Linked DNA regions of Homo sapiens: region 1 is linked to region 2. Evidence: read pairs that join two places in POLR2A ChIA-PET (ENCODE). Cell type or tissue: GM12878. All regions are shown on one strand. Each heading gives the region's core, and the rest is flanking DNA. Links, peaks and the distances in the headings are about the cores only. Region 1 overlaps TANGO6 (transport and golgi organization 6 homolog). Region 2 overlaps TANGO6 (transport and golgi organization 6 homolog).

The links. Peaks named below come from ENCODE experiments on the same cell type or tissue, not always from the same donor. Only the 100,000 strongest peaks of a DNase experiment are listed, where the experiment ranks them.
Region 1: POLR2A ChIA-PET joins it to region 2 with 5 read pairs; 3 of 35 experiments call an interaction of 5 or more read pairs at or near these places.

What each region holds. Positions count from the first base shown.
Region 1 is chr16:69,071,378-69,074,284 of GRCh38, reverse strand. All of the region lies in intron 17 of TANGO6 (transport and golgi organization 6 homolog), which reads right to left. Among named protein-coding and RNA genes, the nearest start is that of HAS3, 33 kb to the left of the region's middle. RefSeq lists enhancers at 1-470, 471-1,189, 1,190-1,907, 1,908-2,627. In GM12878, for the core only: no CTCF peak of the experiment used is centred there; no DNase peak of the experiment used is centred there.
Region 2 is chr16:68,863,800-68,866,706 of GRCh38, reverse strand. The region is part of intron 3 of TANGO6 (transport and golgi organization 6 homolog); the gene reads right to left. Among named protein-coding and RNA genes, the nearest start is that of TANGO6, 22 kb to the right of the region's middle. In GM12878, for the core only: no CTCF peak of the experiment used is centred there; a DNase peak (open chromatin) is centred at 1,264.

The sequences.
Region 1 (2,907 bases), core at 220-2,719, 210 kb before region 2:
ATATACACACACACACACAGCACTAATGGTACTTTCTTCTTGTTGTTGTTATTTGTTTTCCCTAGCAAGGAGCCCTGCATTTTAATCTGCACTGGGACCCACATATTATACGGTCAGCCTGCAAACAACCCTCAATGCTCCTAGCCCAGTGTCACCACGTGAAGCACCTGAGTCCTGTGAGCAAACCTCAGGAAGATGCTGCCTGGTCCCTGCTGGGCAGTTACCTCCTGGGCTTTCTCAGGGAGCTTCTGAGCCACAGTCAGGTCTCCTAGGTCGGGGGCCTGACTCTGTGGCCTCACCCGAGTGCCTTTTTTTTTTTTTTTTAAGATGGAGTCTTGCTCTGTGCCCCCCAGGCTGGAGAGCAGTGAATGGCATGATCTCGGCTCACTGCAACCTCTGCCTCCTGGGTTCAAGCGATTCTCCTGCCTCAGCCTCCCATATTGCTGGGATTACAGGCGCCCGCCACCATGCCGAGCTAATTTTTGTATTTTTAGTAGAGACTGGGTTTCACCATATTGGCCAGGCTGGTCTCAAACACCTGACCTTGTGATCTGCCGGCCTCGGCCTCCCAAAATGCTGGGATTACAGGCGTGAGCCACCAGGCCTGGCTTCGAGTGCCCTTTCTAACCTGTCTTTGGGCAAGGAAGTCTTATTTTTCCTGAGGCTGGCCGCATGAAAATGAGCTAATTCCCGGCAGAGGATGACTCTCCACCGCTATTGCCTCATGATTACTCACTCATTCAATAATCAGTACTATGGGCCTCTGTCATGCCCAGGCACTGTGCTGGCGATAAAAAAGATGAATAAGGCACGAACCCTCCCAGGTGGCAGCTACAGCCCTGTGGGGAGGCAGTACACACACCCCACATGGAGTGATCTCCGTTCTAAGAGAGAAACGCAGGCAATTCTCTGGAAGCAAAGGAAGTCATTTCCGCCTTTGGAGGTGGGTGGAGGAAGAGGAACCTGTACCTGCTCTGTGAAAGTGCCTTCACTCTGACATTTATTCCCAGCCAGTGGGTGGCACCAAGGAAATGGCTTGGGGGAACTTTAGTAAGTTCCAGCTCCCAGGCCATCACAAAAAGAAGGCAGTTTCCAAGCAAAACCAGCATGCTTGCTATGCAGGTACAGCCTAAAGACAAATCTCCCAACACTCTCTCCAATGGATTATAGCCCAAAGCATCTCTATATATAGAAATTCTAGAGCTTCCACTTTTTTTTTTTTTTTAAAGAAGGTCTCACTCTGTCACCCAGGCTGCTCTCCTGGCTTCCTGTGCCCCATCCTCCAGTGTTTGTTACAAGGTCATCTTTTTTTTTTTTTTCCTTTTAGAGGAATCTTTCACTTAGAAATATCTTTGAGATTTTTTTGCTAGAGCCTCCTAACATTCAAAGTAAAGTCAGCTTTTACTTGTTAAAAAGGGATACTCACAGGTATTCTGCTCTTTCTCCGTGTGGGTAGGAATTTCCCCCTGGGCACTTCTGTGTCCTTAAAATAACAATACTGCCTGTGCAAAACCCACTCCACACTTGAGGGGTGCTGAGCTCCCTGTTATCAGTTACCGGATCTCTGTTTTTAGTAACTGAGTGTTAAGCAAAGCCTCCTGCTTAATTAATGGGTCTATCTTAGCAACCCATCCTGGTATAGAGCTTCTTCCCAATCCCTGTGACTCTAGGGATCCCACACATCATAGGACTTCCTCTGGACTCCCCAAGGATCAAAGCTTCCTGCCAGCCAGGGATTGTCACCAAATCCCATGGATCAGGGGCTGAATACAAGGAGAGTTCAAAGGTAAAGTTACAGGAGCCTCTGTCGGGGGCAGGATATAGGCAATCCCACAGCGGAAACCTCTCATTATGAGTTCAGCACACCTGCTGTTCATCCCCCAACTGTATCAGGCCCAAGGACTCCAGGGCAAGGTGGAGTGGGTATGGCTGTGAGTAGGCTGGGTGCGTCTCATTCACAGGAAAGCTAGTTTAGCTGCTTGCAGTCAGTGGTTGAAACAAACACTTTCACCATCTGAGAAGCTTAGGCCAAGGATATCTTAAAGAAGTACCCAGACTCCTGGTCTGAAAACTCTTTGGAAGGGAGTGGCGTTCAGATTCTTTATCAAAAGAATTTAGAGAGCGCATGTGACACACACACACACACACACACACACACACACGGTCTCCCTCTCTCTTCACACATACACACACACACACACGGTCTCCCTCTCTCTACACACACACACACACACACACACACACACACACACACACACGGTCTCCCTCTCTCTTCACCCTCCCTCTTTCCAGGCGCCAGTTGGCCTGAAACACACAAAGCTGAAGCTTCAGGGACAAGGGCAGTCTTTAGGGTTAGACGTGGCTCAGAAAGGACCAGAAGAGGCTTGGCAAACTGAAAAGGGAAGGTGTGAGTAAAAGACTGCCTTGGGCACACAGGTGCACATTCAATGGAAAAGCAGGAAGACAGTGTTTGACTCTTTCAATGAGCTTGACCTGGAACATTTGCGGAGTGGTTGTATCTTTAAGATCAAAAGAAGAAATAAATGGCAAATATCTTTCTTCTCTTTACTTCCTAAATTGATTTGTTTGATTATAAAAACCATATTACCACAATCCAGAATATATGAAAATAGAGGAAGAAAAAAGGCTCTAGTTAGACTACCTCTCTAACACAAGCTCCATGAGTAAAGACGGTAATGAGTAGATTCATTTACACTTAAAAATTATTTTAATATTTTAAAGGTCATTTACATTTCAAGGTGTTTTTTACTACTGGAACTTGGTGAATGAAATGGCTATTCTGTTCTTATTGTGTGAGATCAACAAAACACAACATGAATGGTCAAAAATAAGACATTTACAGAAAAAGGACTCTGGACACGGTGATCTAGCAGAGGTTTTTCCATC
Region 2 (2,907 bases), core at 283-2,782:
CCTCAGCGTCCCAAAGTTCTGGGATTACAGGCGTGAGCCACCGTGCCCAGCTAGACATTACTTTTTTTTTTTTTTTTGAGACGGAGTCTTGCTCTGTCGCCCAGGCCGGACTGCGGACTGCAGTGGCGCAATCTCGGCTCACTGCAAGCTCCGCTTCCCGGGTTCACGCCATTCTCCTGCCTCAGCCTCCCGAGTAGCTGGGACTACAGGCGCCCGCCACCGCGCCCGGCTAATTTTTTGTATTTTTAGTAGAGATGGGGTTTCACCTTGTTAGCCAGGATGGTCTCGATCTCCTGACCTCATGATCCACCCGCCTCGGCCTCCCAAAGTGCTGGGATTACAGGCGTGAGCCACCGCGCCCGGCCGACATTATTTTTTAAAAGTCCTGAGTCATACTGACAATTAACAGTGTGCTATACAGACTTCAAAAGAGCAACATTTTTTCCTTAAAAAAAAAAAAAACTTTACAAAACCTTCTTCTGCATTACTTTTAAGAAAGTAAAAAACAGTGAAAGTGAAAAATCAATGAAATTTCAAACTCAGAAACAGACAAACGCATCAGCAATTAAAATGTAGATCTTCGGAACACAAAGTTAATGCAAACAATCTCTGAATGTAGCTCTGACAAACAAATCCAGCTTCCAAGGAAGATTCTTATGAACGTTATTTGCCACTAAGAGGGTAGTTCACAACAGGGAGGGAGCATTCCAGCCCTTGCCTCTGTGGCATTAGCAACTCTGATTCCTGTGACACAGTTCAAAGAAAGAGTTGGATTTCTTTTTTTTTTTTGAGACGGAGTCTTGCTCTGTTGCCCAGGCTGGAGAGCAGTGGCACGATCTCGGCTCGCTGCAACCTCCGCCTCCTGGGTTCACGCCATTCTCCTGCCTCAGCCTCCTGAGTAGCTGGGACTACAGGCACCTGCCACCATGCCAGGCTATTTTTTTTTTTTTTTTGTATTTTTAGTAGAGATGGGGTTTCACTGTGTTAGCCAGGATGGTCTCGATCTCCTGACCTTGTGATCCACCCACCTCAGCCTCCCAAAGTGCGCCACCGCGCCCGGCCGGATTTCTTTTGTATTTCTTTCCTGCCCCAGTATGATCTGCAAGAAAGATAGTGGATTTCTTCAAGGACCCCTTTCTGGGAGTTCTGTGGAGCCACTGTGAATAAATAGACTTGGTGTCCCTTATTGCTGAGGGTGGAGTAAACTCACTTATTAGCTGGTTTTGGCATACACCTCTCAGCTCTTCTATCTCAGTTCCTCTTCTATCTTTTGAGAGTGAGTGCATATTTTGTTCTGCTTTTTCTTGTTGGGTACTTTTCAGAGGCCTATCCCCTGCAGAAGGTGCTGCAGTTTGAATGTTCTAGCCCTTATTTTGGGCTAGAACACTGATCATGTTGCTGTCAACCATTGCATTTTTTTTTTTTTTTTTTGAGACGGAGTCTCGCTCAGTAGCCCAGGCTGGAGTGCAGTGGCGCGATCTGGGCTCACTGCAACCTCCGCCTCCCAGGTTCAAGCAATTCTTTGCCTCAACCTCCAGAGTAGCTGGGATTACAGGCTCACACCACCACGCCCGGCTAATTTTTTGTATTTTTAGTAGAGACAGGGTTTCACCATCTTGGCCAGGCTGGTCTTGAACTCCTGACCTCGTGATCCACCCGCCTCGGCCTCCCAAAGTGCTGGGATTACAGGGGTGAGCCACCACGCCCGGCACCACTGCACTTAAGTATGTAAGCCTCAAAATTAGTAACAGAAATATTTCATCCTAACTCTCCTGTCCTCTCTCTTTTATTGAATTATTACCATTTACTGAGGGATTATGGTGTGCCAGGCACATCATAAGCAACTCCCATATAATCTCAAAAGGGACTTACAAGGAAGGCATTGTAATTATCCCTATCTTATGGGTAAGAAACCTGAAGAATGGAAAGGTTTACAAATTCAAACACCTGCACACGGGGGTTGAATGCCAGAGAGGCCTGATGGAAGGCTTACAGTAAGATTCTAAGGATGAGATGAAAATTACTCAATTAGGAGATATCTCTGTAGCCAGCTTCAGCTGGTCCTTGCTCCTGACCTACAGCTAATTCCTTTGGCTTCTCGCTCTTTTTCTTTTGTTTTTTTTTTAAAGACAAGATCTCACTCTGTTGCCCAGGCTGAAGTGCAGTGGCCCGATCACAGCTCACTGCAGTCTCAACTTTCTGGGCCTGAGGAATCCTCCCACCTCAGCTTCCAGAGTAGCTGGAACTACAGGTGCATGCTACCACACTTGGCTAGTTTTTTATTTTTTATCTTTTCTAGGGACAGGGGTCTTGCTATGTTGCCCACGTTGGCCTCAAACTCCTGACCTCAAGTGATCCTCCTGCCTCAGCCTGCCAAAGTGCTGGGTTTACAGGTGTGAGCCACAGTGCCTGGCTGGCTCCTCACTCTTTACACACCTAGATTCATAACGAAAATGTAGGTACTAAAAGCAAACAGACAATTCCATCTATATCATCAAATTAAATCATTTCAGATAAACTTTTTTTTTTTTTGAGACGGAGTTTTGCTCTTGTTGCCCAGGCTGGAGTGCAATGGCGTGATCTCATCTCGCTGCAACCTCTGCCTCTTGTGTTCAAGCGATTCTCCTGACTCAGCCTCCCGAGTAGCTGGGATTACAGGCATGCGTCACCATGCCCGGCTAATTTTGTATTTTTCGTAGAGACAGGGTTTCTCCATGTTGGTCAAGCTGGTCTCGAACTCCTGGCCTGAGGTGATCCACCCACCTTGGCCTCCCAAAGTGCTGGGATTACAGGCGTGAGCCACCACGCCCGGCCTCAGATAAACATTATTTTTAAGAAAACAAAGAAACTATCTTATCCCTAGCAGAATATATACTACTACATGTTTGAAACAAAGGAACTAAGAAT